Linked DNA regions of Mus musculus: all the other regions are linked to region 2. The links are chromatin loops, found by intact Hi-C in ENCODE. Cell type or tissue: heart. All regions are shown on one strand. Links, peaks and the distances in the headings refer to the core of each region. The heading gives the core; the rest is flanking DNA.

Region 1 (6,579 bases), core at 823-5,822, 69 kb after region 2:
GGTGTTTGCATCTCCCATTGCAAAAGCACCACACAAGAGTGAACATGCATGCGCAACTACTCTAGTTGCTACGTACAGCATGTTCACATGTATCAGCTCCTGTGCTTGGGACATTTCTGTGCTGGTGCTTACAGACCTGCCTTGCTCTCTGGACTGCCCGCTTAGTTCTCGGGAAGCCTTTTTCCAGTAAAACCAAGGGGACTTTTCCATCTCAGCACAGTGGGATCTTCATGCAGGTGCAGTGCTCGCCTGCCAGCCAGGGAGACGTGGCCTTCCCTTTTAGTTTTGTACTTTCCACAGGTTTGCAAGAAACATTTGTTCTTGTAAGGTAGGACTCAGAGGGCATGCCAGCATTTGGGGAGATTGAAATGGGAGGTGCTTGCAGCCCCTACTTCCATTGTGAGTTTGGGAGGAGCTTAGGAGAGGTTCTTTTAGAGCCAGATATTGCTATAGCTTGAGCCTGGACTTCTCTGTGTGCCTAAGCTGTGGGGCTCATGGGTGTTGGGCCTTCAATGTTCTTTCTTGTTTTTGTTTTTTTGTTTCTTATTTTTGTTTTGTTTTTCTGCTCTTTCTCACTTGCTGCACAGCTTGCTGGAAGACAGTCACTAGTGGCTTCCTACAGGCTGTTTGTTCAAAGGCAGCATTCCTGAAATTCTGCAGATACCTGTTTTCTGAATGGCACAGATCCATTCTTTCTGAGGTTAATGAGGAACTAGTCTCAGTTCGGCAGGGATATTAAAAGTACCGTATCTGCTGATTGTACTACACTGAACAGGCTCAGGTAGGGATATTGTTTGAAAACTCCACTGTGCTGTGTGGCAGGCAAGCTGGACTTTGATGTGTAAGAGCTCCCTGATATATCGCTGGAGCTAAGCAGAGGGTGGTGTGACAGAGGTCTAGTAGAGATGGCTTGGCAGCTGGTGTACTCATTTCCTGTTTCTGGGAAGCACCTGATATCATACACTTGGTTAACTACCTGAGTTCTGGCCTTGGTTGACCACTGCTTCTCTAGAGAGCAGGGATCCTCATTGGTGAACATTTAAAGGATACATGTAAATATTTTTCTTACCCTTTGGAAGTCAATGCAATCTTGATGCTCAGAACTTATTTGAACCATGGTTCAAATCTGAGGCACTGTCTTGTTGCCCATCCTAGCTTGTGTTCAGAGGACTTCCTCTGCAGCCAGCTCCATTAGAGACAGAGTCTGCAAGGTCCCTGGTGAGAAGGCAGCATATGTAAATAGTTACTTGAATGGAGGGAGGCACTGGTTTCTTTGGGATCCGAAGTAAGGGAGACTATGTTAAGCTAGTGATTTAGTGTCTCCAATGTGCTAGCTTCTGAGGAGGTCCAGTGTGCCCACTTTATACTCTTGCCTTCACCTTTTCCTATATACATGATAGGGACTAGGTCAGACCTTGGTGGAGCTGAGGGCATCAGATACTTATCAGAGAGGGCTCCTATTATTTGCTGAGATATTTGACTCTTTTCTCTTAATTAGCAAGCCATTAGACAAAACATATGATAGAACTCTTGTTTGAGAAGGTTTTATTGGAGACTCCTTAAGGACTCAGAGCAGCAATGGAGGCTGAGCCAAGCTGCCCTTACTCGGGGAGGGGAGGGCTGGGCTAGCACATGAATGAGGAAAGCAAGAGTTGGGGTTCTTGGGCCTGGTATTTAGCTGGGATATGGAAGACTGTGCCACAAGTCCTTCTAGGAGCTGACATCAAGTGAGAATGTCGTGGTACCCTGAAATGTGTGTATTATCTCCTCCCTGTTTCTGGTTGGAGGAGCTGCTGGGATCTGACATTGCCATCATTCATGTAGACAAAAATGGGCCCTGAGCAGAGGGGTTTGGCAGACAGACATCTAGGCCACCTTGTCGACCTTATATATACATATCTGGGCTTAGCCACATGGAACAGGGTGTCCCCTCAGTGTAGGACAGAGAAACCCGTCATTTGTCTTTTAAAGTGCACTCATTTCCCTGGCTTCCCATTCTTCTACAGCTTACGGTTATTTCAGAAGTTTGACACCTTCCGGATTCTGGTTTGTGGCGGGGATGGCAGTGTTGGCTGGGTCCTCTCTGAAATCGATAGCCTCAACCTTCACAAACAGGTACTACAAACAGGTGTTGAGGGGCACCCCACTGTGATGGATGAATGGGAAAATCATGTAGGTTAAGGGAGCTGTAAAAACAACTTGGCATCAGGCTCCATGTGGGGGATGAGTATGGGGGCTGTAGTCCCCTAAGCGCCACCTCTTTCCTGGGAGGTGATGTACCTAATTGCTAGATGCCTCTGTCTTAAGAGGAGAGGAAGAATCTTCAACCTCTATAAAGTTTGAGTTGCAGTTCATTGAACCTAATTGCCTAGTTTTTAACACTAAAATAAAGATATATTATCCTGATTTCTTCCTGTGTTCATTGATTTTTTTACCCTCAGTCCTTCTTTTTGGCAATTAGCCGTTGTGCCTACTGTCATAGCCGTCACTCAGATTGTGTCAAAATGCAGCCTGCTAGTTGGTTACTGAACTGTTGAAATAGCAGTATGTGTGGATTTCCGTATTCTGCTCCAGGAACAGCTCAGAGTGGCAGTTTTCCATGGGATGTAGTGGGAGGACCTGAGTTAGCACTTTTCCCCTCATGCAGGAGCTCGAGGACTGTGACAACCTTGCAGAAATCCTGTTCACATTATGGAATCTTCTCTTTTGAGGAGCCCCTTATTTAAATTTTTAGTGCCAAATTGCACTTGTCAGGGATGCTCCAGTTCACATTCCAGGTGACATGGGACCTTGCCTTGCCTTGTCTTGCTCAGGTGTGTAAACAGAAAGTGTTCATTTTACAGTAACGTCAAGGGCAGCCTTATTGGAATGCTGTTTTAAACCAATCCCCTGCTCATGGTTTTTACGTCTGTCAGTAAAGATCAGCTTTTTTCCTGCCAGGCGGTGGTGGCGCGTGCTTTTAAGCCCAACGCTTAGGAGACAGAGAGGCAGGTGGATCTCTGTGAATTCCAAGTCAGCCTGGTCTACAGAGTTCCAGGATAGCCAGGGCTACACAGAGGAATACGGTCTTGAAATGACAACAACACAACAAAACAAAACAAACATATTTCCCTAGTTTTCTGGCTTATCATTTTTATTTTCTTTATGATTTTTTGTTGTTGTTGTTCTTTAGTTTTCAGTGATTTTGTGTTCATTGTCTAGTTTTACTCACCAATCATAATTTGTGTATTGTCTGGAGAAGAGACGGTCCAGGGTTTACTGATAGCCACACCATAACTCTAGGAAAAGCTTCAGCACCCCCCAGTGGTGGGACTATAGTTACAGTTTTGTTGATTGGCTTTTGAGCTGAATGTTTGTTTGGCTTGCAGAAATGCTATGAATGTGGTTCTGGTACTCAGTCAAGTTCTGTAAACACTTGTCTCCTATGGCTTCTTTGTGCTTCTTGGAGCTCTGTGTACTCTCTCCTGCACCCCTAGCTTCCCCAGCCCTCTATGGGGTAGTGTTTCTTCCCCTGGCCTCTAGTACATGCTATATGGTCAAACTTCATGGGTCCCACTCTCATCTTTCACACTTTTCCTATGGGGAAAGCTTGTGACTCACTGGAGTTTGATGCCATGCCAATTTGGGGGACACTCTGGGGTTTCTGGGTATTGTAATGTTGCAGGTTTCCAACCTTGCTTTTCACTCAGCTCCTACTTTGCCCGAAAGTCTTCATGCATTCAAGACCCAAGGAGAAGCCCCCAACTATTCCTGATATCTTCGTCTTCCTTTTTCCCTACTTCAAGCTAGTTGCTGGCTTGCCCACATGATCCCAGCCTTCTTGTATCTTCCTTAGTCTGGGCCATCCATAGGCTGCTGAGAGTAACCCTCCCTAGGACAGTTATAACCCTTGGTCCTCCCTGCTGACAGCAGACTTTACTAGACCCCATATTTGCCCCTTCCTTCTCTGTTCTGCCTTCTTCCCTTACTTTTGCCCTCTGTTAAGTCTAGGAGGAGATAGCAGGGCTAGGGGCAATTTAGGAAACCACTACCTTACAGGTAAATACAGGACACAGACTAGGTCTTGTATGTTCAGACAGCCTTAGCATGGCTTCTGATAGGACCTATAAGTTGGGGGGTGGGGGGGGGTGACTTTTAGTGGTGTGGCATCAATGAGTGAGATGTACAGTAGGGTAGAGAGATGTTTGAGGAGTTATAGATTGACTCTTTAGGTCTGAGTATTTCAGTGTCTTTGGGAAGGGAGGGGTTATAGAAACCAGCAAGGTTTGATTGCCAAGACATGTTGAATAAGTGAGGAAGGGCTGGGGATCCTGGTATCTGCTGGTGATCACAAAGCCCATCTGTCCCCTCTAGTGGGCTCTACTGAGAAGGTACAGGCCACATACTTCAAATCAGACTTCCTACACTTATTGTGGCTATTGATGGTGTCAACAGAGTGTGTACTGCATGAGAATGGTTCTTAGACTTGCTGTCTAAGGAATGTTTTCCTCACTGTTTTCCACCAGTGTCAGCTAGGTGTGCTGCCCCTGGGGACAGGGAACGACCTGGCCCGTGTTCTTGGCTGGGGCTCTGCCTGTGATGATGATACACAGCTTCCTCAGATCTTGGCAAAGCTGGAGAGGGCCAGCACTAAGATGCTGGACAGGTGAGTGGGGCAGCCAGGATGTGTGAATGGCAGCTGGACCAAGAAGCATTGGCCTCTGTGGCCAAGCTTCATACTCTAAGACTTGTGAGGACTAAGACTAGCCCTAGTCTCAAGAAAACCAGAAAACTCAAACAGTCAGAATACAACTAAGATAAAGGCACCAGACTATGACATTGGAGCAGTGAGGGGTTGGTTGGGGGATGGGGCCCTGCAGATCCCTGGGTGTTAGTGGGTATTCTGCAGCTGAGCTGACTTTGGGCCTGTGCAGGTGGAGTGTCATGGCATATGAGACCAAGCTCCCTCGGCAGGCCTCCTCCTCCACTGTCACTGAGGACTTCAGCGAGGACTCAGAGGTACCACCATTTGCTTGCTCTTTCTCTTGTAGTGCTGGGAATGGCACTTCAATTCTCACACTTGGCACTGAGCTGACCCCCAGTCCACCACCTGCTATTTAAGCCCCACATGTGATTGTCATGTACTCAGCTTTTTTACTACATCCTTGTCCCTTTTGTGGTTCTGAAGGAGTGCAGGAAGAGCCTTGGGCTGAGATTGAGGCTGAGCAGGCTCAACTCTAGGGCTTCATGACTGTTGGGAGGTGCTTTCCGATGCCTAACCCCTTGTGACATCTTATGCTCAGCACTTATGCAGTCTGCTGTTCTTCCTATACAGCCTCCTCCTGTCTGCTTCCGGAAGTCTCCATGCTCATCTGTCTCTCTCTGACATCTGTGCTGCCCTTGTAGTTAGCACACACCGCTTCAGCACCAGTTCCAGTCCTCTGTGCTGAGCAGTGGCCACTCCAGGGATTCAGTTCTGAGATCCTGATTTGTGTTTATGTCCTAACTGCTCCGCTGGGCACATGCAGTGTTGGTCCTGCTAGGTGACTGGTCTGACAAGCCCAAGGGGTCAAGGACAGTAGCAGTCAGCAAGCCAAGCCAAGCCTACTTTTTATGGCTTCACAGGTGGAGCGTGGCCTGTGCTTTTGTTTTGAGAATATTTGTGTGGAGCCTGAGAAAAGTACCCAGGAAAATGTCTGAGACTGGCACAGATAGTTTCTCTTTGACCTGTGAGAAGGTTTGCTTGCTATGGGGTGGACAGAGAACGGTGGAGCTGAGAGACAGAGTTCCTGGTCAGGGCAAAAGGAAGCTTCTGCACTGCCTGGCCACGAGCGAGCGCACTACTGAAGGTAGACTGGGGTTTACGCCAGGGCTTTCAGGCTTTCTCACTGTCCTGCCTGAAGAGCCATAGTCTGTCGGGGGCTCTGATAGGGATTGTTTAGTTCTGACTCATCATTTAGTCTGTCCACAGGTTGGTGACACTTTTGTCCTCGCTCCCTTAGCGGTGGACAGCCCTGATAGTGTTTAGAGATGGTCTGTTCTGTGAGAGGATGGACCAGAAGGGCCGAAGAAAACTCCCAAGTCAGACACTAATGGCGCTCACAGTAGACTGTGGGACTAACTGCCCCCTGTTTTGGTATGATTATAGGTGCAGCAAATTCTCTTCTATGAAGACTCAGTCGCAGCTCATCTTTCTAAAATCTTAACTTCGGACCAGCATTCTGTGGTGATCTCATCAGCCAAGTGAGTAGTGGGGCTCTGGGGACTCAGAGAGGCGGCACGCTGCTGCTCTGCAGGGTCCCAGCCAAGCTGCCTTCTGTCCTACAGAGTGCTCTGTGAGACAGTGAAGGACTTTGTGGCTCGAGTGGGCAAGGCCTATGAGAAGACGACAGAGAGCTCGCAGGAGTCAGAGGTCATGGCCAAGAAGGTAGGTTCCCAGGCACAGGGTAGGTGGAGCAGCTGGTGCAGAGGAGCTTGCTCTCATGCTGCTATTTCTTGAATCCAGTGCTCTGTCTTGAAAGAGAAACTGGACTCTCTCCTCAAGACCTTGGATGACGAGTCTCAGGCTTCATCCTCTCTGTCTAACCCACCTCCTACCAT
Region 2 (6,579 bases), core at 967-5,966:
CTTTTTATAGTTTCCTTTTTATATATTTAACTTTTTAAAAAAGGATATACATTCATTTTAGATGTATTTATTATTATATGTAAGTACACCGTAGCTGTCTTCAGACACACCAGAAGAGGTTCTCATTACGGTCAGATCTCATTACGGATGATTGTGAGCCACCATGCGGTTGCTGGGATTTGAATTCAGGACCTTCGGAAGAGCAGTCACTGCTCTTAACCGCTGAGCCATCTCTGCAGCCCCTATGTTTAGCTTTTTATTCTTTGTGAGTTTCACATTATGCACCGCAGTCCCACTCATCTCCAGGTTCCTGTCCCTTTATGTAGCCCTTTGCCCTTGCAACAACCAACTCCCTCCCCCAATAAAACATGTATAAACATATAACAACAAAATCAAAACATAGAAAACATCTCTTTGTGGAAAGCTGTAGTGTGTCACAGTGTGTCCCAGAGTATGTCCCTCTGTCAACTCTTGTTCACTTGCAAATGTTCATTGCAATGAGTCACTATGGGTCTGTTTCAAGATCTCTGGCTTCTGTGATACTATCAATATTGGATCCTCCTCTTGATTATCCTGTTGTTGTCCTGTGTCATGGTGATCTTGCAGCTTTGGAACAGCAGGACTGGCGATTTCACACGTCCCAATCATTTGGAGATGATATAGGTTTTGGGGTGGGCCAATTCAGAACCCTGGATCTGGGCCTGGCTGGTAGCTGAGTTGGTCAGCCCGCCACCTGCTCTCTCTTATCCACACAACCAGGGCCAGTTCTCCTGCACTGCTCCAGCTAGGGCACATACTCCTGCTCCCAGGCCCTCAGGCCAGCTCACCTGCACTCATGCCACCAGAGCCCACTCCACTGTGCTGCCCAATCAAAGTGTGGGAGCCACTCTCCCAAGGGCTGCAGCCTGTGAGGAGCAGGGGCCAGCTCTGCTGATCTCATGATCTCACATGATCTCACACCCTCAGGGCTGGCTCACCGTGCCTTTGCCATCAGAGCTGGCTCTGCTTTTTATTTTTTTTTCCTAATTTTCTTTTTATATACTGTCCTCTTTTTGTTGTTGTTGTTTTGCTAAATACTTTTGTTTTTTTGAGACACGGTTTCCTCTGTGTAGCCCTGTCTATCCTGGAGCTCACTCTGTAGACCAGTCTGCCCTTGAATGCAGAAATCCACCTGCCTCTGCCTCCCAAGTGCTGGGATTAAAGGCATGTGCCTGGCCAATACTTTTTACAATTGAAAATTTTACTTAGTGCGTGTGAATGGGCATGTGTGCTATGCACAAGTATGTGGTTCAGAGGACGATTTGTTTTTGCTTTGTTTTCATTTCCACCATATGTGTTGTAGGGATTGAGCCCAAGTCATGGGCCTTGAGAGTGAGCACCTTTCCTTGCTGAGCCTTCTCACCAGCCCCACAATTACCTTTTAAAAACCCACCCTACAGATACTGTCACATTCTGAGGGCCCAGAGGTCAAGACTTCAGTAATGATTCATGGGAAACTTCCTTCGGCCACATACACTCTGCCTCTCTGCCCATGCTCTACTTATGAACTTCCCCCAGGCCTTGACTTCCTGGGAGACCAACCCTGTAGTACCCAGACAGAGGAAATCAGTTGGTCTGAGTTCACATCCTGCCTCCCTAGCATCCTTAGGGGAGTGATACCTGAGACTTCCATGGCAGGGGCTCCGTTTCCTTTTGGTTCGTGGGGTATGGCTGAGGGCTGTGTGTTTCATCCTGCATGCACAGGAGCTCAGTATGGGCAGTTGTCACTATCAAGTGCTATAGAATCTGTCTGTGTTAGAAGTACATACACTATGGTAGCTGCCAAGCCATATGAGGCCATTCAGTGCTGCAAATGTTGACTAGTGTCACTGAGGAACTGAAATTTTGTTGTTTTTGTTTTCTTTGAGACAGGGTCTCCTCTGTGTAGCCCTGGCTGTCCTGGAACTGAGTCTGTAGATCAGGCTGGCCTTGAACTCAGAGATCTGCTGGCTTTGGCTCCTGAGTGCTGGGATTAAAGGCGTGCACCACCACTGCCCAGCTTGGTTCTTTTTCTTTTTCTTTTTCTCTTTTCTTTTCTTAAATGTCATTCTTTAGCCTAGGCTGGTACTAGTTAATAGGAATTTAAATATAAGTACTTGTATGTAGCCAGTGGCTACAGCATAGGTGGAGTGTGTCCTGGTTCATCCAGGCATCTCAGATCTTTTTCACAAAAGTCATCCTCTGTACTGGTTGGGAGGTCAGTATCCTGGCCTCATCTTTGTGCCAGATTAGGAACCTCCTGTGGTTCCTGGTGGTATCTGACTTGTATTGCCACTAGAATGAGTTGTCCAGTTGTCCAGAGGCCCAAAGCTTGCTGATTGGTGGGTCTCCAGCAGCAGCCTCTGAAAGGGTGAAGGGATAGCCAAGGTGGTCCTCTGCTGACTTGCCTCTTAGAGCAGAGCAGAGCAGGAAGGTAGCACATTGTCCTGGTTGGCCCCAAGTCCTTTTCCATCTCAATATGCCCAAACAAAACAAAACAACAAAAAAACAAAACTCCAAACGGAAGCCACTCCTTTTCTAACTGCATAGGGTCCTCCTTTGGCTCAGAGTTCATTCTGCTATGTCTCTCTAGTACCCCATCCCTCCCTTCTGAATCTCAGTTCCCTTCTCTATCTCTCAGCCCCAGCCAGTAATTCAGAGTGCCTATTTGCCTTAATACTTCATAGATCCTCCGCTTTGTGACCCAGCCAGGCTCAGCTTATCTACCTCTTTACTCCCCCAACTCCAACCGGGTTTCTTGCTGCCCTCAGGTCTCAGCAGAAAAGGCCAATCCCGTATCTGGTCCTCAGAGCCTCGATCCCAAAGCTCTCCAGTTCCTGTCCTAGTCCCATTTTCCTCCCTCTAAGCCCCTCTAAATCCCTTCCTTCCTTTCTTTTTTCTTTTTGCCTCTGGGCCTTTGCACAGATCTAGCCTCTGCCTACAACACGGTTCCCCGGTTCTCCATCTTTCCTTAACAGTGGCCTTAACAGAAGTTCTCCCTCTGGGTGTACTTTCACGCACTCTGTAAACTGTTTCACCAACATAGTCCAGCGGCCTCCTAGAGATCACTTACACTCGGGTATGAGTGATAAAACAGTGTACTCAGAGACAAAAACTAGAAATTGTGTTCCAAGAAGAAAACGACAGAAGACATCAGAAGGAAAGAGATGGGTCAGGCCGAAACAACCCAGCAAGGGCCCGGCAAGCCTACGTCTGCGCCCACTGCCTATGGGGGCGCGGTGGGGTGGGGCGGCCGGCCTCTAGGCCCCGCCCCGCCCAGGCTCCGCCCCAGGCGCTGGGCCCATCCCATCCCCGCCCCGCCCCGCCCCCCCGCGGCGCGCGCGCTGGCCGGGCAGCATGGCGGCGGCGGCGGGCGCCCCTCCGCCGGGTCCTCCTCAGCCACCTCCGCCGCCGCCGCCTGAGGAGTCGTCCGACAGTGAACCCGAGGCTGAGCCGGGCTCCCCGCAGAAGCTTATCCGTAAGGTGTCCACGTCGGGCCAGATCCGGCAGAAGGTGAGCCCGCGGCGTCGGCCGGGCGCGCGCCCCTCACGCCGCGGTCCCTGCCGAGGCCCGTGACCGTGTGCGAGCGGCCGCCCAGGCCCTGCCGGGCCCGAGGTCCTGCGGTCGCTGCTACGGGGCCGAGCGCGCCGCGGCTTAACGGACCGCGGGGACCGGGCCGCGAGGACGGGGCCGCGGGGACCGGTCTGCGGGGACTGGGCGCAGGTGGGCGCCGCCGCTGAGGAGACCGAGGCCCGGCGTGCTGCTGGGGCCGCTGCGGGGACCGCTGCGGGGGCCGCAGGCGCGTGCTCCCCGAGGCCTGGGGGGTCTGTAGGTCTGAGCACCGGGTGCAGCTTCCCGTACTCACCTGCGTCAGGCTCTCCCTCCACTGCTCAGCCCGCTGCGGGGTCCTCACCCCTATGTTCCGAAAGGGAAGGGATGCGCGTGTAGTGGCCGCTTCTCCCTCTCTCCCTCCCTCTCTTCCTCCCTTTCACCCTCCTCCCTCCTTGGGAAAGCCGGGACTCCTCACCCGCTGGGCTCAGAACTCTCTCCGTGGAGAACTCCAGCCGCTCGGGTTGCAGTGCAGAGAGACACATGCCTTTTTGTTGTCTTTCCCTAAGAATAAAGTTGCACCCTTTGCTTTTCCTTTCTGGTTCCTCTTGAAAACTGCGTATGGTTTCTTGCCGAGGTGAGCCCTCCTTGTTGGAAGGGCTTCCTCAGGCAGGTGGCTGGACAGGTGGTGGCTAGCAGGTTGCCACCGTGGGGCAGCCTTGGCAGTTCCGGCTGGCACGGGCTTGCTCATCCTGCTGCAGTGCGCTTTTCCTCCGAGGCCAGTTAGTTACCCTTTACTGGAAAAACCATTTCTTGCTTGATCATCTGCCACCCTCTGTTACTTGCCGGGGTTGGGGATTGGGGTGCCATTTAGGTGCTGACGTGGTCCATTTGTTATGTGGTACCCAAGTCATTCAGCACACGGGACCTAACACCTGTGTTATTCTAGCTATAACAATTACAGCCCCAGGAACAAGTTTAAGGAGCCTTGATACTAATGGAAATGCCCTTTCCTAGTGCTTGGTCCTTAAGATAGGTAGTGGTGTGAGGCAGATCAGACTCTCTGACTGAGGGGAATGGTGAGTGAAGGCCAGGATCGCGGTGGGGACGGTGGACTCCTCCGAAATTGCATTGAGTCCAGAGTTTTATTGGTCAGGAGGTGTCTCCCTGCCTTTCCTCTGGACAAAAACAATAGCTGCTATACCAGCTGTTCTGGTTGTTGTTGTTGGTAGGAGTGACAGTTGTGGTGTTAAAAATACACCCGAGGACTTGTGTTCTGAATACATTCACATCTGCTGTACAGATAGCTCAAGGCTGATTTTTCTTCTGGGTTGCTAGAGCTTGTTAAGAAGTGGGAAATAAGAAGTTTACTGTGTGCAATAACTTCCCTTTGTAGCAGAGAGGCCATTCACAAAGATTTCCTGGTAATATGTGTGTGGCATATAATGCTAAGTTCCAAATGGTGTGATCAGAACCCACTCTTACTGTTTGACCAGAAGAGCTTAGTGCAGGGGCGCTGTGACACAGGTGCTGAAGAACAGAGAGGGAGCTGCATTGAGGCAGTTCAGAGCCGAGGCCATTAGCAGGAAGCCACTGCTACCACCCAGGGGTGGGGGAAGAAGGTCAAAGGGAGAAGACCACATCAGACTCCAGGGCCAATGGGCCCCTCCAGAAACTGGGTCAGAGGAGTCCCATCTGTCAGAGCTCTGGGAGGGCAGAGCTGCTGCTCCATATATACTAATCCTTTGCCTGGGAATCCTGCTTGTAAGGGTCACCCCCTCTGCAGTTTGAAAACAGAGGACGGAGGATGGGTCAGAGGGCCCTGATCCAGGATCAGAGCTGGATGTATGGCAGGTCTTCAAACACATTAATTTACTGTAACCTTTAGACATCACAATTCAGGAGAGAATTGGTAGTGGTCCTCAGATTTCAGAGTGCAGACACATCCCCTGAGGATCCTCTTAAGTCTCTGATGCTGGTTGAGAAGGACTGGGTGGGGCCTTAGAAAGTATATTTTTAACAGGCTCCCAAAGTTGCTGCTATTGTCCAGGAAGCATGCTTTGAGAACCAAGACCCTAGGGTGGTCCTGTAGAGAAAGAAACCTCACCAAGCTCCATGTACTTCTGGTCACAAGGAGTTCTGAAAGTTTTCTCTAAGCCTCCCCTGAAAATTAGATGTATGGAGCAGATCTGGGGTGGCCATTTATGACATGTTTGATTGGTGTCTCCCCCACCCCTCTTTGAATTCTTTTCAGTTGAAACTGCCCCCAGCAACCACATGGCTCTATTTGTGTTTTCTGACAACTACACAATGATAACATAGTTGGGTTGGTAGTAGAAAGAGAGACAGCTAATTCGCTGAGCAGTATGTGCATTAGCACTTTGGAGTGTATTTTGAAATCTGAGAAAAGAGCAGTGTAACTCTTTGAAGCTGTTATTTAAGATAGAATTTTGTTACAGGTTTTTAAAAAGTTAACTTTTTTTTTTGATTTATTTGAGTATAGAAATGTTTGCATTTCTTTTGTCTTTTTAAGTTTTCTTTTTTTGAGACAGGATTTTTCTGTGTAGCCTCAACTGACCTGGAACTCATTTTATAAACCAGGCCGGCCTCAAACTCAGAGATCTGCCTGCCTCTACCTCCCAAGTGTTGGAATAAAAGTCATGAGCCACCACACCCTGAAGAAATGTTTATATTTTTGATGTCAAATGTAAAGTGTTTTTTTTTTTTCCTTTGCGAAATGAAAAGTAACAGAAAGTAAGTAAAGGGATCAAGTTTTATTTTTTATTTTAGTGTTTGGAGGGAAATGGTTTCATGTAGTCCAGGCTGGCCTTGAACTTGCAGTGCAGCTGAGCATGACCTTGACCTTTTGATCTTTTGTCCTACCTCCTGAGTATATGCTATATGCCCTACCTCCTGAGTATATGCTATATGCCCTACCTCCTGAGTATGTGCTATATGCCCTACCTCCTGAGTATATGCTATATGCCCTACCTCCTGAGTATATGCTATATG
Region 3 (6,579 bases), core at 923-5,922, 62 kb after region 2:
TAGCTTAGCCTTTGCTATGCTGTTCAGGCTAAGGAAATGGCACCAATGATCATTTGACTAATTGACTGATTGGCTTTAAGCATAACAGTTTTTTAAAGTTATTTTTTCAGAATGTGCAGGGCTAGATTAGGGGAGGGGCAAAGATCTGTTTTCCAGTGTGTGCTGGAATAATGCAGCAGTTCCTCTCATAGTTGTGGAAGTGGTAGACATAGCATCAGTATAGAAGGGGATATGTAAACTCCTCATAGTTCACCGCTATGAGTGTCCTGGTACCCCGCTATCTCTGAGCTATGCAGTATCAAGTACTTGTTCTTTCTTTGACTGTGTTTCTTATGCTGATGAAAATGTTCACATTTTGAGGTTGTGCTAGAGGGAGTCATTAAGGAGAGTTTGCAAACTCTGCAGAAGAGCAAGAATAATGAGCAGGGTTTCAGTTCCCACCACTATCTGCAACAAGGTCTAAAGCACTGGCTAGCCCCACTTCCAGGCCTCATATGCGGTCTTTGTAAACATCCGAGGTGGTTGTAGGTCTGTCTTTCTCCAATGTGAGTATTCTCTGGGTGGCAGCTTCAACTTCATGTTCTTAGAAACTCAGCTCTGGAGCAGACTCCCAGCAAGCTAGTGGGGGTGTGGGGTGAGAGGGAAGCTTGTGGTGCCTGATCTCTGAAGGCAGTGCTCCTTGTCTGTTGTCTCTGTTCATTTTCCTATGCTCTTGGCTTTTCCCAAGCCCCAGATTCATCATTCTAGGAACCTTGGAAACATGAGAGTAAACAAAGTTTTTATTGGAGACCCAGTTCTGTTCATCCTCTCTGTGTGAACCTTAGTTGCTGGAAAGAACACTGCTTCTGTGTGTTTTGAGTCCCAGACAAAATGTACTTGAATGTCATGTTTGTCAATTGGGTCTTCTTAATGTAAGTTTAAATAGATAAGATGGATACAAATGTAAACGTTAAAACCTTTAATTGTGAAGATCCCCCTGAAAATAGGCACTTTCCTAAACGTATTGGTGGGAATGCGGTGGGGGATGTCCAGCACTTGCAGAAGGGAACTTGGCAACATTTAGCAAGGTTACATATGAATTTATTGTCTTTCAGGGAAATTCTACTTCTAGGAATTTGGGCCAGAGATATACTGTAAAAATAGTAAAAGATCATTCATTGAGGTACTCCATGAAATAGCAAAGGATTTTCCACAGTGCAGAGTTCCCAGTGGTAAACATGACTGGCTGAGAAGCTGATGTCTGAATCATAGACTGCTGTGCTCCTGTGAGGTAGAGCTAGGGACTGTGTGCTATCAGGCATGGAGGCCAGGATCTACAGTTAGGAGAGAAAGCAGAGGTGGGAAGTGGTAGCTGTAGTATGCTTCTGTTTTTACAGGGAGTATAAATACTTTTTTGTTTGCATGTAGCTTATAAATGGAAGCCAGCCAGCCAGCCTGCCTGCCTGCCTGCCTCCCTCCCTCTCCTTTCCTCTCTCCCTCCCTCCTTTCCTCCCTCTTTCCCTTCCTCCCTTCCTCCCTTCCTAAGGTAATCAAAATAGAGGGAAAATACACTTAAAAAAAAAGAACTTCTACTCAAACTTTGTTTTGTATAGATTTGATTTTGGAATTACTTAAACATTTATATTATTTTATTACATGTATTCATTTATTTATGTGTATGCATAGATATTATACTTGTGTGGAGGTCAGCAGTTGATTCCCTCTTCCCACTGTGCAGGTCCTGGGGAATGAACTCAGGTCATTAGGCTTGGCAGATGACCTGCTGAGTCATCTTGCTTGTCCTATATCATTGTACAGTAAAATTAAGAGGTTATGACATTTTTTGATAAACCTTGTCACTTTCCCCCTAAACTGTACCTGTTCACCTCCCACCAGTGCTTGAGAAAACCTCTTCCACAGCTTCAGCAAGTCTGATGTTATCTTCTAGAATCCTACCAATCTGAAAAGAAAAAAGAGGCTATTTCTCCCTTCTGTGTCCTTGCATTCCTTTATTAGCGCTTTCTGTTCTTCTGTGAGTCTGAGTCTTTCTTCCTCAGAAGGCTTCTCATTAGTTTATAAACTCTTCCCACATTCCTTTCCGTTTGTTGGTTAGCACCGGTTGTGTATCATTCCAGCTAAATTGCTTCGTTCCTAACTGTAGAAGCTGTTGTTGCTCTGTTGTCTTAGGTGCAGCACATGCTCATGTTAGTTTAGAGTAACTGGATCAGACTTATGATGTCATTTACATGTTGGCCATTAGCTCTGCATTTCTTTGTTTGCTTCTCTTTTTCTGGTTTCCAGGGCTTGTTTCTTATGTGTGAGCAGTGAGGTCTAAGTGTTCACTCAGATTGGTAGCTGGTGGATAGCAAATGGAATGCCATTGACTTTTTGGCTTGAAGTAGCTTTAGCTTCTTGGTTTGCAGTGATACATAATAACTACTTTTATGATCTGTTCAATATGAATACCTGAGTGAAATATTTTCCCTGTGAATATACACTTCTGTCTTAGATAGAGTTTCACTGTTGTGAACAGACACCATGACCAAGGTAACTCTTTTAAAGGACATTTAATTGGGGCTGGCTTATAGGTTCTGAGGTTCAGTCCATTATCATCATGGCGTGAAGCATGGCAGTATCCAGGCAGGTATGGCACTGGAGGAGCTGAGAGTTTTAGATTTTGTTCCAAAGGCAAACAGGAGAAGACTGTCTCTAGGCAGCTAGGAGGAGGGTCTTAAAGTCCACCCCCAAAGTGACACACTTTCTCCAACAAGGCCACACCCAATAGTGCCACTTCCTCTGGCAAGCATATTCAAACCACTACAACATATACAGATAGATTTTTTTTGTAGCTGCCAGCATGGCCCTTGTTCATGGGTACATGGACCGTGATGTTCTTCTTCTAGGTCATCACTCCATGTAGGAAGCTCATCTTGTGTGCCGACAACAGGAAAGAAATGGAAGATTGGATTGCAGCACTCAAGACTGTCCAGAACAAAGAGCATTTTGAGGTTAAAAGAGAAGCATATTGTCTATGGGTGCCTGCTGTTGCCTCTCCTGCCTTCATTCTGATCCACCCCCACCAACTCCACCCTTCACCCCAGAGTATCTTCCCAGTGGACCCCAGCATTTGTCTTGTAAAATTGAGGCCCATGGCTCTTTCTTTTGATGGACCTGTCAAGGCTGTGGTCCTGTCCTTTGTGAACCTCTCTGGGGTATTTTATGTAATTCTAAGTTGCTACATTAAAGAATTCCAAAGAGAAATATTATCTTTTCCCTCTTTGTGTCATTCTTCCAGCCTACCCAATATAGCATGGACCATTTCTCAGGGATGCACAACTGGTATGCTTGTTCCCATGCACGGCCAACCTATTGCAATGTGTGTCGTGAAGTTTTGTCAGGGGTCACATCCCATGGGCTATCCTGTGAAGGTAAGAAAGCTGCATTTGTTACTCTGGTGAAAGGTGACAGAAGGTTTTACTTGATAAACTGTTTGAAATTCAAAAATAGTCTTAATAAAAATATAGCTGCCTGAGGGTAGTCAAGGGGAGTGGTCCCCACCAGTCCATTTTTCTTAATCTTCCCACAGAGGACTCAGACCTTGGGTGTCCTTTACTTACGGAGCGTCTGCAGCATGAGCAGAAAGGAAGTAGCAGTGAGGAGACAGACTGTGCGGGCCCTTTCTGGTTGTGTGCTGTGGATGCAGGGGAGAACATGCTTCACAGAATATAGGGCCAAGGGAGGATTCTGGTGGCAGAGAAGGGTCACACAGGGACTTCAAGCTCTGACTCAAGGCCAGGACTGTCTCCTGCTTATTTTGTATAGCTTGTTTTATATTTATTTTAAATGGATAAAAAAAAAAATCCAAAAGAAGAGTATTTTGTAATACGGAGTTAGATGAATTTCTGATTTCAGTTTCATAGTTTTCTGAGTCTTCTTGTCTGCTGGATAGAGGTGAGGTGCAGTGACAGTGGCCAGCATAGTCTGCCGAGTCTCAGTTGCTCACCCCATTCTCCTCTACCGGCTCTCCCCGTGCTCTTCGGTATGGGTGGCAGCACCAAATGACTGGCCTCAAGAGCTCGTTCCACCCTAACCTCACTAAGCAGCCATTTGCCCTACAGGGAGGCTCCTGTTGAGGATGAAGCTTGAAGGATTGTGTATTCCTTTTCCCACAGTGTGTAAGTTTAAGGCTCACAAACGTTGTGCTGTGCGTGCAACTAGTAACTGCAAGTGGACCACATTGGCCTCAATCGGGAAGGATATCATTGAGGACGAGGATGGGGTATGTTCAGAGGGATTCTGCTTGTGGCCTGCAGAGCACCCCCTATTTCCTGCGCCCCCCCCCCCCAATTTAAGATATCATGCTAGGATCTGGAGCTTTATGTCATTGTATTCTAAACTTTGCCCTTAAGTCTGGGTGTCTCCTTCCCAGTAGGTGCTGTGGTGTGGGAGGTACCTCATAGGCCCTGCATGTCCCTGCCCACACTGGCCATCAGGGACAATCTTGTGTGGGGAGGAATGTCTTGAAAAGAACACTGCTATCCCGGGGTGCCCAGGTGAACCCTGTATTGGAACTCTGGGATGTCTCTTGCATGTCCCTCTTTGGTCTATAGATTGCCATGCCTCACCAGTGGTTGGAAGGAAACCTGCCTGTGAGTGCCAAGTGTATCGTGTGTGACAAGACTTGTGGCAGCGTGTTACGCCTGCAGGACTGGCGCTGCCTCTGGTGCAAAGCCATGGTGAGTAGATACAGTCTGTCCTGCCTGTTGATGTGTGGATACACTCTGGGCTTGGGGCTCTGTTCTTCTCCTTCCTGAGTTTACCCCAGAGGTTTTCTGAGGCTTGACTTGGGTCTGGTCAGCCTCATTTTTGACAGTTTTGTTAATTCCTTTCCTTTGACTTTGATCCCATCTTTTACACAAAAAGTACCATATCTGCTCCTTGCAGCGTCTTAGCAGGTTGTGAAGGGGTCTTTTGGGACAGGTTCATGGACTTTTCTGTGAGTGAGAGTAGGAACACTAATGAGGAACCCTGAGGAAGTTTGTTCTGGGACAGTGATCATAGAGATCATAGAGATCCTCAAGCAAAGAGGAGGAGCCACGGCACTGCTGTAGCCTCTTGACGACAGAATCAAGTCTCATAGCCCTGCTTGTCTGCCCACACTGGCCATCAGGGAAAAGCTTGTGTGGGGAGGTGTGTCTTGAGAAGAGCACTTCTGCCCTAGGGTGCCCAGCTGACTATGGGTTGGAACTCTGGGATGCCTTTAGCATGTCCCTGCTTGGTGTACAGATTGCTATGCTCCACCAGTGATTGGAAGGAAACATGGCAATGAGGGTCAGTCACTGACTAGACAGCTGTGGTTCCTGTGGTTGGCACCTTGTTTTGACCCTGTGAGTGACTAGCAAAGAACCTAGTCATAGGAGGGCAGGTTGTCCAGGAGCCCTGAAAGTTAATGGTAGCTAAGATGGAAGCGGGGGGCTGTGGTTCAGTTTCATGTCTGGCTTGTACTGGGTGGAATCCCATCCGATTTCCCGCCTCCTATTTCTAAGGCCAGGCACAGGGTGCTTGGGGATACAGGTTCGCTGGCTCTGATGGTTACTTCCTCTGCTTGGGAGGGATCTCTAGATGCTGTGCCAGGGAGCTTCTGGTGTATGCGAGGAGACTATGATTCCTGGTGACATGTTGATTTTTATTTCAGGTTCACACATCTTGCAAAGAGTCCTTGGTGATGAAGTGTCCACTTGGCCTGTGCAAGGTGTCTGTCATCCCTCCCACGGCACTCAACAGTATTGACTCCGATGGTGGGTGTTCACATGCCATTCCGCTGTGCTGCCTTCCTTACCAGCTCTGGAGATGGGTGTTGTGACAGTTTTGAGACATGATCAGCAAGAGGCTAGGCTCAGATGTGGCATGGGCAGAGGTCATAGTTGGCATCCTGGGAATTGCCATAGGGCTTGCAAGCTTGAACCAGCACTGTTGGAAGGATTGAGAGATGTACTGGCTGCTGAGTAGAGACCCAGTGTAAAGTGTCCTGGTCTGCCAAGAGCTGAAAGACTGTGCCTGTCACCATCTGTGGCAGAGCCTAGCATGTCTGCTTGGACCATGGAGAAACATGCTGGCAAGGATTGGTGAAGGGATCTCCGGGTACATGATTCAGAGGAATGAGCTCTGCCAGGCTGGCAGCAAGAAGAGGGAATAATACAGTGAGGGGAAATCTGTGAGGTGAGGCAGGCTCACCTCCTCACACCCGGGTTGTCCTTCACTGGCTCGCTCGTGCTGTGAGTTCTGTGCCTCTTGTTGCTGCTACCCAGTCTACAACAGCTCAACAGCTTGTAAGGTTCTTTCCTACCCCACCTCATTTCTAGGGTTCTGGAAGGCCACCTGTCCCCCGTCTTGTACAAGCCCTCTGCTGGTTTTTGTCAACTCAAAAAGTGGAGACAATCAAGGTGTGAAGTTTCTCAGAAGATTCAAGCAGCTGCTGAACCCTGCCCAGGTTTTTGACCTCATGAATGGAGGACCACACCTTGGGTAGGGATTGTGTGAGACTTTCCATTCTAGGAATTTACAATATTTTGTAGATAAGACATACTCGTTTTAAAAGGA
Region 4 (5,000 bases), core at 1-5,000, 68 kb before region 2:
AGCTTCTATTGGGCATTTAAGATTGAATTTGATTAGTTTGCTTAAAGAGAACACATTTTTTTGTGCTGGACATGGTGTCAAGCTATGGCTTTTTATGTATTTCTTTTCATTGTCCTAGAACTCAGATGAGAGAGGTAGATAGGACAGGCTCAGATGGGGGTGAGGAGTACTAAGGTCATGCAGTTAAATAATATGCTTAAAATTGAATTGAGGCATGCTCTCCTAGACTGGGGTGGAACAGTGCCGACCAGCTATGGAAGAGGAGCCTGCAGACTCCTTTATACTGGAGGAAAAGAGAAGAAGCATTGAGGTGGAGGTGGGGGGTGGGGAGGCAGTGCTTTATTCACTGATAGGTGAGGATCACTGCCCTGAAGGTGAGGCAGCTGGAGAGAGGTAGACCTAGAAGATGGAGGTCAGAGCTGGAACACTGGCACACACTATGTAATCCTATGTGATGTAATCCTAGCACTTGGGACCCAGAAGCAGGGCTATCTTAAATACCTGTGTTTAAGGCCAGCTTGACCTACACAGTGAGTTACAGGGCAGGGCTAAATAGAAAAATGCTGCCTCAAAAAGAAAAAAGATAAAATTGTTTGTATTTATTCATGTGGAGGAGTGAGATGGATATGCCATGGCCCTCGTGTGGAGGTGGCACACCTTGGAGGAGTAGGTGTTCCTCCCTGTGGGTCCTCACTGGGCCATTGTACTAGTCCAGGGCATTCTTTTCTTAATTGGAAACAAAACATTAATGAATCCTTCATTGTGGGAGGGGGGTGTATACTTACAAAAATAATTGTAGTCAGATGTGGTTGTGATTACCTTTAGCCCAGTCTGATCATAGTGAGCTCTAGGACAGCCAGGCTTACATGCTGAGACCCTCCCTGTCTTTAAAAGAAAAAAATGACTCCTGGGGAGCTCAGCAAACAAGTGCTTGCTATACAAGCCCGATGATTTAAGTTTGATCCCTAGACACCATGTAAATGAGGAGAGATCTGTCTCCACTGGGCATACACACAGTAATTAGTAATAATTAGTTCAGTAGTAGTAATAGTAGTTCAGTAGTAGTAGTGGTAGTAGTAGTAGTAGTAGTAGTAGTAGTAGTAGTAGTAGCAGCAGTAGTTGTATATAAAAATCAAAGAGCTCGAACATTAAATGCCAACGTGGAATGCCGAACTGCTCTTGTGAAGGACTAGAATTTTGTTTACAACTACTGTAACATCAGCTCTGGGTGACCCAGCATCTTTCAGCCCCCTGGCAACTGCAGTGGTGTGCACAAGTGAGTCTTTAAAAAAGAAGTAAAAATAAAAAGTCAGGCATGTTTGCACATGCCTTTAATCCTAGCCCTCAGAAGGTGGCTGTTTCCTTCCACATAATGAGATCTTTTCTCAAAAAAAGAAAGAAAGAAAGAGAGAGGGAGGGAGGGAGGGAGGGAGGGAGGGAGGGAGGGAGGGAGGGAGGGAGGGACGGAGGGAGGGAAAAAGCCTACCTTGGAAAGAGGTCAGTGATGAATAGTAAAAGGTCTGACTTCCGAGGTCGCCTCCCAGCAGCCTACATCCCCAGCTGCTTACCTCTCTCCCATCATGCTCTAGTAGTGCTATCATGGGCAAACACAGTAGCTGACATGCAGTGATGTCTCCATTCTGTCTTCCCTGACAAGTCCAGAGAAGGCACTGGTTGGCATCCAACAGCTTGGTCACAAGGGATTTGGTTGTTGGGAGTGCTGGCGTCCTTGGCTATGATCTGACATTTTAAGCTGAGACCTCTTATTTTAAACACCCCATAGCATCTAATTGTGTATATGGAATTCTGATGCTTCCTTTTGTAAATTATGCCTGCAGTGGCCCTGTCTTTTCTCACTTTAAGTACAGACTGACTTTCAGTGGCATGAATAAAAGAAAGTCCTGTCTTTGTTACTTTGAGTTAGACGTGGTGCGGTACACCTGTTAATCCCAGCACTGGAGAGCCGGAGGCAAGAGCTTTTAAAACATCCTCCTCCTGCTTCCTCCTCTCTGCTTTTTTGGATTTCAAGGCTTTACAGAATTCAGTGCTGTTTCTAAGGTTGGGTTTGTATTTCTCTTTAGTAGAAGATTGCCTTGACCCCTTCCAGTGCTGGGGTCTAGAGCCTTGTATGTGCTAGACAGTGCTCCACCACTGAGCTATATCCCAAAGTCTTACTGTGTTGCCCAGGCTGATTTTGAGTTTACAGATTCCAGGAATTCAAGTACTGGGACTGTGTATGTAATACCTGCCTTTATCTTTGTGGTCTTGGTTCCTGTGTCATGCAGCTTTCTATCACTTGTGACAGACCTAAGTAAGACAGAACAAAATAGTTGACATCAGCAGCTCAACTCGGGTTTCAGAAGCTTAGCTTGTGATGGCACATTGCATCGTGTATCTGAGGAACCTGTTTGCCTCATGGGGAGAGTCAGAGAGCAAAACAGGAAAGTCCAGGGCCCCGATCTTGGGGTGAGGGAAGTATATTCATTGTGTTATCTTCCCGCTGGGCCACAGACTAGAGGCCAAGCCTGAACACATTAGTCTTTGGGTGCCATTCACGATCAAGTTAAAGCAATACCTCATCTCTTGGCAGCACCCAGAAATAGCTTCTAGAAGATGCCAAAAAGATGCACCTCCTTGGTTCAGAAATGTGGCTTCTTTGATTGAGTCTGAGTCAGTGAAGGTGTGCTCCTTGTGCCATCTTTCTTTTCTCTGACTTTCTGTGAAGATTTCAGGGCCTGCTGAGACTGACTCTGGAGCTCCTCTAGGAAGGCAGTATGTAATCCCAAGTCTCACCCTGGCTCTGTCCTCTCTTGTAGCACACACTCACAGGCCACAGCGGGAAAGTCCTCTCTGCCAAGTTCCTGCTGGACAATGCACGGATTGTCTCAGGAAGTCACGACCGGACCCTCAAACTCTGGGATCTCCGCAGCAAAGTCTGTGAGGAAATGCAGTCTCTCTGTGTGTTTATGTAGAGAATAGCGGTGAGGTGATGCTCCACAGCAGTTAGAACCCCGGTTCCTTTCAGTCTGAGGAGCGCTGGGGTAGTGAGGGTTGTTTTCTGCTTGAGGTCTCATTTCATTTTGTGATTTTGGGGGCTTGGTGGTCAAGAGTGTAGTAGCTATATTATATATGTTCCAGTCATGTGGTTGCCTTTGATTGATGGTGTTTGGTTTTCTTTCAGGCATAAAAACAGTGTTTGCAGGATCCAGCTGCAATGACATTGTTTGCACTGAACAATGTGTAATGAGTGGACATTTTGACAAGAAAATTCGTTTCTGGGATATCCGGTATGATGCCTTAAGAGCTTGGTGGGAGGCTGGTGAGAGAACATATAAAGAGCTGCGAGCATGCTTTGTGTGGGGCTGTCCTCACACTCGGGGACTGGCAGAGCTCCAGGACAGCTGGGTCTGGGCTGTGCTATTCTTTATACAAAGTAGTCTTCTGGGTCCAGCGTCATTTACTGTGTACCAGATGCTCTGCCAGCTGTAAGATGAGAAGATGCTCGCTCCCACCTTCAGGCAGATTAAGATGAAACAGGGAAGACAGTATAAGCAATGAGCACCGTGGGATGTTCCTGTAGTGGAGACAGGAATTAGTCTGGAGAAGCCAATGGACTTTATGAGACAGAAAGTCACTGAAAGACAGGCCCACCCAGAACAGCTTGGTGCAGCTGACAGTAAGGGGTGCATGTGCCAATGAGATGGGGTGAGTGGACATCAGATGTCCACCTGCTTTACAAGCCACTTGGGATGCTTGATGTTCGAGCTGTGTGTGGTAAGAGAAGAAAGCGATGGCTTTGTGTAGTGTGCTCAGTGACCTTTGTCCTGTCTTTAGAGAGCAGGTTAAGGCACTGAAAGCAAAGTATTGATGAGGACCTGAGTTGATGGCAGAAGGGCACAGATAGGGCCATGCTAGGAGATTCCTAGTGCTGACAAGGCTGGGAGGAGGAGAGCTGTCAGGACTCAGAGGTCCAGTGAGACGAAGCCCTCCGCTGCTAGCTGAGGAGGACAGAGGTGGCTGCTAATTGGATTGAATACAGAAGCCATAGACCATCAAGTCATCAAGTGGAGAAGGGGACAAGAATACGTAGCTCTGGATACACTTGTGAAGCTTGCTCCTATATTTTTAATCTTTTTTTTCCTAAACTTAAAGTTTGAACATAAAACATGGAAGTTTAGAAATTCACTGGATGTTACAAGTCTCCTAGCCAATCCCTTAACTTGATAGTCAGATGGCCACATACCAAAGATTTGGAGTAGGAGTCTGGGACTGTATATATAATAACAAGGTAAACTGCTCAGTTAAGACAGCAAATAAGTTCAATTGAAAACCTTCAGCTAAACCATTGTTGGGTGTCTCCATTAGCTCCCATCTACTAGGGGCCTATTAGCTGACCCCTGTGGGCTTGAGCATGTAAGAGTTGGAGAGGCAGCAGCAGAGGGTGCACAGTGACAACTGTGCTGTGGTATTATCCGGTCCCATGTCTGAAGCAGCCTCAGTCAAGCTACCTGATCACAGCAGGGCCTGTGGGCTCCCTAGACACACCGCAGCAGCTTCTGTGCCAGCCTTTTGTAAAAGCTAAAGGCCACATCATTGAAATTGTACTGATCCGGGGCTGGAGGATGCATGCTTACCATGCACATGAGGCCTCAGAGTCAGTCCATAGAACCCACAGAAGAAAGTAAGAAAGAGCCATACCAGCTGTGTGATTAGTTGCCCTAGGTCGCTCTTGCTTATCAGGAGTTCTGATTGGTAATTGTCTTATTATCCTAAAAGCAGGCAAGAAAAGCCCAAACCAGTTCTAGTCCTCAATATTCCTGTAGGCTCTTTTTTTTTGGGAATGTTTCGTGAATAGTAGTGAGGCTTGGACTAAGGCTGGTCTTTTTTTTGGTTTTTCGTGACAGGGTTTCTCTGTGTAGCCCTGGCTGTCCTGGAATTTTGTAGACCAGGTTGGCCTCAAACTCAAATCCACCTGCCTCTGCCTCCCAAGTGCTGGGATC
Region 5 (6,579 bases), core at 678-5,677, 48 kb after region 2:
TCTATAGGTATAACAATAAGCCATTAGGAATCATTATAATATTATGTCCAATTAATAAAATGATAGAAGTAGGGTCTTTCTTAGGGCCTTTAACTTGTCTAGTCATAAAGTTTTGGTTCTGATAACTGTGCTAGATATGGATTCCATCTCATGGAGTGGGTCTTAAATCCATTCAGAAAGTGGTTACATTCATGTAAGTGATAAGTGGTAGCATTCATGCCATTCATTATTGTACCAGTGGGCACATGCTGCCAAGACAGTTGTGGATCACAGGGGTCATGGTGGATAAGACTGAGGATTACTGTCTTGTCTGGTAGTGAGCATAGCACCTTTCCACACTGTGAAATCTAGCCAGTAGGAATGAACCTTTTCAAGGTTAGGACCCACCTGTTTTTCTCTGTGTTTTTATGACTCAAGTGATGGTATTTTCAGTAATAGGGTCTTATCAGCAAATTCTGAAGGGCAACCAAGAACAATGTGAATGTAATGTTTGAGTGACCCGACAACTCAAAAGAGGTTTTTTGGTTTTTGTTTGTTTGTTTGTTTTTTCAGCTTTGCTGTATTGTTAAATCAGTTTCCCTGATATTCCTCCCTGTTTTTATTTTTGTTTTTTGTTTTTTCGAGACAGGGTTTCTCTGTATAGCCCTGGCTGTCCTGGAACTCACTTTGTAGACCAGGCTGGCCTCGAACTCAGAAATCCACCTGCTTCTGCCTCCCGAGTGCCACCAACCGCCTGGCTTATTCCTCCTTGTTTTGAGTGTCACTACTGAGGCAGTGAATTAATTTATTCTTGATAAATAAAGATGACTCTGTCTCCTTGTTTTCTGTGATGATGAAAATGGTGTCTTAACTAAGATTATATTTGAGATATTTAGCTGAAAACTCAAGAACTTATGATTTAAAAAGATAGCGATTTTCTTCCATAGGAAGGATTGGTATCAGCAGGCTGGTGATACCAGGGAGTACCATGCTCCAGTAGCAGCCCAGTGGAGGATGGAAACTCAGCTTCCAGCTATTTTTTTTATTTTTTATTTTTTATTATTTTTTATTTTTAAACTCTGTCCCTACTGTTCTTAGGATGAGGGCTTCCCTCTCAAGGTCACTTTTGAAAGCAAAATACTTGCTGCAGGGGCCAGCCAGGGGCCACTGGGTGCCTCTGAGTTTCCTGTGAGAATGCTGCTGGAGGCTACTGGTGATGTCAGCCTAACTTGCTCTGCTGCCCCAGCTGTGCATTGTTCTTATCTGGGTCTCATCAGCTGGGGAGAGAGCTAGGTCTGCACTAGGAGAGGTGGCCTCAGGTGCAAGTTTCTTTTTATTTGGGTGCCTGCCTAAGTGCCTTTGTGTGCTTGTGTGTTTTGTTCACAAAATATGGCTCATGCATGCCATAGCATGTGTGTGGAGATCAGAGGACAACTTGAAGGAGTCAGTTTCCTGCTACTGTCATGTGGTTCTTGGGGACTGAACTTAAGTCAAACGGCTGCCATCTCGTTGGCCCTCAGGATGATTTTGAAAGGAAATTTATTTTAAGTACTGTGGTGGTAGTCTCCAGCTTTTTTTTTTTTTTTTTTTCCCCGAGACAGGGTTTCTCTGTGTAGCTCTGGCTGTCCTGGAACTCACTTTGTAGACCAGGCTGGCCTCGAACTCAGAAATCTGCCTGCTCTGCCTCCCTAGTGGTGGGATTAAAGGCATGCGCCACCACTTCGTCGTTTTGATAACCTGCTGGGTTGTTTGTTCCATGTCTGGGCGTCCTGGACTGGAAAGGTAGAGTGGTCGGATGCTGTGCTGCAGTCCTTCCTTGCCTCCAGTTCTTCTTTTTCATACTGGATCCTTTCCCCACCCCCAATATATTCTGATCATAGTTTCTTCTTCTCTAACTCTTCCCAGGTCCTTCCTACCTCTCTACCCACCCAATTCCACACCCTCCCACTTTAGAAAGCAAATGGGCAAACAGCAACAAAAATCAAAACCAAACCCCAAACAAATCAGAATTAAAAAAGGAAAAAAAAAAAAAAAACAATAGAAACACGCACACAATCCATTAAAACACAGGACCAGAAGCCATAACATACAAGCAAAAGATCAGTAAGACAAATACCCAGACAAAGCAATGTGAGACAAAAATGAAATATTGGGTTCATTTTTGTTGGTCAGCTACTACTGGGCATGGGCCTGCCCTTAAGTGTGGTTAATATGCCCACAATTAGACTATTGGAGAAAACTAACATTTCTTTATAAACAGGTGTCAATTGCAGATAGCTTCTTCTTAACTAGGGGTGAAAGTCTTTCTTGCTTCCAGTTCTCTTGGGGGCCCAGAGAAGCCTGTGGCAGCTGTTCTGTCAGGATTCCCTGTCATGGCCATGGCCTGGGAAGTGGTAGAGCTAGCTGTAGGACCTGTCCTGAGCGCCTTCTATCCAGCTGCGGGGCCAGTGGTTGTGGTGCTGTCTGCTTCCGTGTTTCAGGCTCTGCACATGTCCAGCTGCTGTGAATAGTCTGTCTGGGGTGCTTCCAGTAGGGAACAGTGCATGGGTACCCAGGGGGCAGAGCTGCATCAGAACAGCAGGATATGAGTAACAGGAAGTGACAGGAATCGCCTAGGGCGCCGGACCTTTTCTGGTCTACCTTCCTGAGCCAGGAGCTATATTTAGCAGAGCATTTCCCAATCCTGTCCTGTGCTGTCACTGTTTGCCACCTCCCTAGTCAGTGGCTGGGTGGCACAGTCCTAATGTGCTACTCTGTGTCCCTGGTCTACCTGTGTGTGTGACCCACAGGTTGTTCTTCACCACTGTAAAACTTCTTCCTGCTTGTGCCGGTTCTCTTGGATGCTGAAGCACTTGAGGCAGCTGGGAAGTGGAGAACAACAGGTCAGACAGAGCCCATGAGAGACTGTTAGGGTCTTGGGTAAGAGGTAAGGCTCTCAATGGAGTACTGAGAGGGACTGCTTCTGAGAAGTGGAAGGCTGGTGTCTTTAAAACTTGTGCCCTCATTCACATGCCAGGAACATTCTTCTGCCCTTACCTGCCCAGGAGAAACGCTGCAGGTTTCTCTGATTTATTCCAAATGTTCCAGGCTGTGGCAAGGGCATGATTTCCCTATGGTTCCAGAGCAGCTGCTGCAGAGTGTGGACAGCTCTGTCCTGCCTTGTTCTCATCTACTTGGAGCTAGAGTTTTTACCCTAAGGCATCTGTTCACACCCTCAGCCACATGGGACATGTGTACACAGAAAGTCTTTAGTTTGTGGTGGTGGTGGTGGTGGTGGTGGCCGCCATCCTTAGAATTCTCTGACTGCATGTTTGGGGTAAGGTGTTCTCTTGGTCTCTTCTGAAGGCTTCCTATGGAGAGGGTTAGGTAGTCTTCCCCCCCCTCACTCCCCAAAGCTGTACTTTTTTTTTTTTTTTTATAAGATGATGATAATTTTTTTTTAAAGATTTATTTATTTATTTATTATATGTAAGTACACTGTAGCTATCTTCAGACACTCCAGAAGAGGGCGTCAGATCTTGTTACAGATGGTTGTGAGCCACCATGTGGTTGCTGGGATTTGAACTCCGGACCTTCGGAAGAGCAGTCGGGTGCACTTACCCACTGAGCCATCTCACCAGCCCAAAGCTGTACTTTTGAGACCTCAGCAACTCAGAGAATTCAGGCAGCTACACAATAGAATGGCATCCAAGAGGCTTTCTGAAAATGGTTGTCTGCTCTGACCACAGGAGACCCTTCCCATTTTATCAGCTAGAGCAGGCTACTGGTGTAGTTGCCACCTGGCCTCTTACATTTTATGTTCCTAAGCTTTGAGTATGAACTGTGGTTGTGTTGTTATCTCTGTGGTACATCTCTGTTTCCATGCTGAAACATAAAAGGCCTTGAAAACTCACTATGCTTCCCAGACTAAGACATGTGGGTATCATTGAAGGAAGCTCTTGGGATAGTCTTCCCCTTCCTAGTCTCATTTCTGTTTTGCCAGTGGTCTGACTTGGTGTTTTTCATGCTCTGCTTGCTGTTCTCTATCTCTACTTACATATGTAGGTAGAGCACTAGGTAGTGCTGCCTAGCTGGTTCAAGGATTGAATCAGCAGTATTCTACTTATATAGCTCTGTTTTTCCAAGATTGATTACGGTGCATGCATTGACCTGTAAATAGCTTGGGTAAAGACCACAGAGCTGGTTTTCATAGCTTCTGTAATGCTCCAGGATATATGGAAAGCTCCAACGCACTGACAGAGTAGGTTTCCCTAGATTTTACTACTATGAACTACAGTGCCATGGACGTGCTTATCTTTATGTTCCTGGCACAAAGGTAGACGTCTCTAGCATGTGTTTCTCAGGATAGAATTAGCAGGTCTGCATATCTTCAGCTAGACCAAACACTGTCACATTGCTCACAAAGGTGAGATGCACGTGCTACCTAGCAATAGGATCTGCTCCTAGACATGTACGAATACCATGTACATTAATATAGGTATAGATGGCATGGACTGTTCCTGAGCTGCCAACTTGTAGAATGTGTTGCCACTGTGAATACTGTAGGCATTTGTCACATAATGGTGAAAATTTGTTTATCTGGCCAGGAAAGTAACAGTAAAAATAACAGGTAGCGAGGGCTCTTCGACAGCTCCATTTGTACAAAGTGTCTGCCACTGATGTAAGTAGCATGTGGTGCATGGCTGTCACACAGCACGGTTAGTGGTGCTGATACGTAGTCTCATTCATAATGAACCACACTGATGGTGAGATGATGACTTCTTGGATATGAACAGACATTGGTTGCAACTGAAGTGGACCTACTGATCTATCTCTCTCTCAACTCCGAGCCTCCTTCATCCATGGTGTCCTGGTCTCAGCATGGCAGCTCGTCTTACCCACTGCCCAAGGAGGCCTATTGACTTTTTCTTTTACCCATCTGATTTGTCAGCAGCTTCTTGTGGCCATCAGAGCGCATTCAGGTCCATACTCTGCTCTCTGTGGTTGGTGTTAGCTTGCTGAGCTTCCCCAAAGGCTTTTCTTAACTGCTGCTCTGTCAGTTTTTAGTAGAGTAAGCAGAGATAAGAGTTAGATGCTGTACTTGAAGTCCTAGCCAGAGCAATTCAACAACAAAAGGAGATCAAGGGGATACAAATTGGAAAGGAAGAAGTCAAAATATCTCTTTTTGCAGGTGATATGATAGTATATATAAGTGACCCAAAAAATTCCACCAGAGAACTCCTAAACCTGATAAACAGCTTCAGTGAAGTAGCTGGATATAAAATTAACTCAAACAAGTCAATGGCCTTTCTGTACACAAAGGATAAACAGGCTGAGAAAGAAATTAGGGAAACAACACCCTTCTCAATAGTCACAAATAATATAAAATACCTTGGCGTGACTAAGGAAGTGAAAGATCTGTATGATCTCTGAAGAAAGAAATTAAAGAAGTTCTCAGAAGATGGAAAGATCTCCCATGCTCATGGATTGGCAGGATCAATATAGTAAAAATGGCTGTCTTGCCAAAAGCAATCTACAGATTCAATGCAATCCCCATCAAAATTCCAACTCAATTCTTCAACGAAATAGAAAGGGCAATCTGCAAATTCATCAAATAACAAAAAACCTAGGATAGCAAAAACTCTTCTCAAGGATAAGAGAACCTCTGATGGAATCACCATTCCTGACCTAAGGCTTTACTACAGAGCAATTGTGATAAAAACTGCATGGTACTGGTATAGTGACAGACAAGTAGACCAATGGAATAGAATTGAAGACTCAGAAATGAACCCACACACCTATGGTCACTTGATCTTTGACAAGGGAGCTAAAACCATCCAGTGGAAAAAAGACAGCATTTTCAACAAATGGTGCTGGTACAACTGGCGATTATCATGTTGAAGAATGCGAATTGATCCATTCCTATCTCCTTGTACTAAGGTCAAATCTAAGTGGATTAAGGAACTCCACATAAAACCAGAGACACTGAAACTTATAGAGGAGAAAGTAGGGAAAAGCCTCGAAAATATGGGTACAGGGGAAAAATTCCTGAATAGAACAGCAATGGCTTGTGCTGTAAGATCGAGAATCGATAAATGGGACCTCATAAAGTTGCAAAGCTTCTGCAAGGCAAAAGACACCGTCAATAAGACAAAAAGACCACCAACAGATTGGGAAAGGATCTTTACCTATCCTAAATCAGATAGGGGACTAATATCCAATATATATATATAAAGAATTCAAGAAGGTGGACTCCAGAAAATCAAATAACCCCATTAAAAATGGGGCTCAGAACTGAATAAAGAATTCTCACCTGAGGAATACTGAATGGCAGAGAAGCACCTGAAAAAATGTTCAGCATCCTTAATCATCAGGGAAATGCAAATCAAAACAACCCTGAGATTCCACCTCACACCAGTCAGAATGGCTAAGATCAAAAATTCAGGTGACAGCAGATGCTGGCGAGGATGTGGAGAAAGAGGAACACTCCTCCATTGTTGGTGGGATTGCAAGCTTATACAACCACTCTGGAAGTCAGTCTGGCGGTTCCTCAGAAAATTGGACATAGTACTACCAGAGGATCCCACAATACCTCTCCTGGGCATATATCCAGAAGATGTT

Evidence for each region. A loop is a pair of places that touch in the nucleus more often than their neighbours do. Peaks named below come from ENCODE experiments on the same cell type or tissue, not always from the same donor. Only the 100,000 strongest peaks of a DNase experiment are listed, where the experiment ranks them.
Region 1: a loop joins it to region 2, with 4 times the contacts of the local background. A loop is called at or near these places in 10 of 42 quality-filtered maps.
Region 3: a loop joins it to region 2, with 2.1 times the contacts of the local background. A loop is called at or near these places in 12 of 42 quality-filtered maps.
Region 4: it touches region 2 in a loop (8-fold over the local background); 7 of 42 quality-filtered maps call a loop at or near these places.
Region 5: a loop joins it to region 2, with 2.8 times the contacts of the local background. A loop is called at or near these places in 13 of 42 quality-filtered maps.

The regions. Positions count from the first base shown.
Region 1 is chr1:87,919,567-87,926,145 of GRCm38, forward strand. It overlaps Dgkd (diacylglycerol kinase, delta), which reads left to right. Exons shown (of 30, transcript NM_177646.3): 10 at 2,007-2,115; 11 at 4,506-4,645; 12 at 4,914-4,998; 13 at 6,128-6,222; 14 at 6,307-6,406; 15 at 6,485-6,579. Among named protein-coding and RNA genes, the nearest start is that of Gm19582, 69 kb to the left of the region's middle. In heart, for the core only: a CTCF peak has its summit at 3,303 (motif pointing left); no DNase peak of the experiment used is centred there.
Region 2 is chr1:87,849,926-87,856,504 of GRCm38, forward strand. It overlaps Dgkd (diacylglycerol kinase, delta), which reads left to right and starts at 3,362. Exons shown (of 30, transcript NM_177646.3): 1 at 3,362-3,531. The coding sequence starts at 3,376. Gm19582 (predicted gene, 19582) reads right to left here and starts at 4,374. Exons shown (of 2, transcript NR_136921.1): 1 at 4,046-4,374; 2 at 3,422-3,933. In heart, for the core only: a CTCF peak has its summit at 3,206; DNase peaks (open chromatin) are centred at 3,446, 3,816, 4,316, 5,146 and 1 weaker place; H3K4me3 peaks cover 2,842 bases; H3K27ac peaks cover 1,784 bases.
Region 3 is chr1:87,912,218-87,918,796 of GRCm38, forward strand. Dgkd (diacylglycerol kinase, delta) reads left to right here. Exons shown (of 30, transcript NM_177646.3): 4 at 2,883-2,987; 5 at 3,275-3,407; 6 at 4,152-4,258; 7 at 4,590-4,715; 8 at 5,675-5,777; 9 at 6,342-6,504. Among named protein-coding and RNA genes, the nearest start is that of Gm19582, 61 kb to the left of the region's middle. In heart, for the core only: a CTCF peak has its summit at 3,763; no DNase peak of the experiment used is centred there.
Region 4 is chr1:87,783,060-87,788,059 of GRCm38, forward strand. Atg16l1 (autophagy related 16-like 1 (S. cerevisiae)) reads left to right here. Exons shown (of 18, transcript NM_029846.4): 13 at 2,817-2,937; 14 at 3,182-3,287. It also overlaps Scarna6. Among named protein-coding and RNA genes, the nearest start is that of Sag, 18 kb to the right of the region's middle. In heart, for the core only: no CTCF peak of the experiment used is centred there; DNase peaks (open chromatin) are centred at 2,872 and 3,402.
Region 5 is chr1:87,898,581-87,905,159 of GRCm38, forward strand. All of the region lies in intron 3 of Dgkd (diacylglycerol kinase, delta), which reads left to right. Among named protein-coding and RNA genes, the nearest start is that of Gm19582, 48 kb to the left of the region's middle. In heart, for the core only: a CTCF peak has its summit at 2,555; DNase peaks (open chromatin) are centred at 1,221 and 2,561; H3K4me3 peaks cover 339 bases; H3K27ac peaks cover 1,528 bases.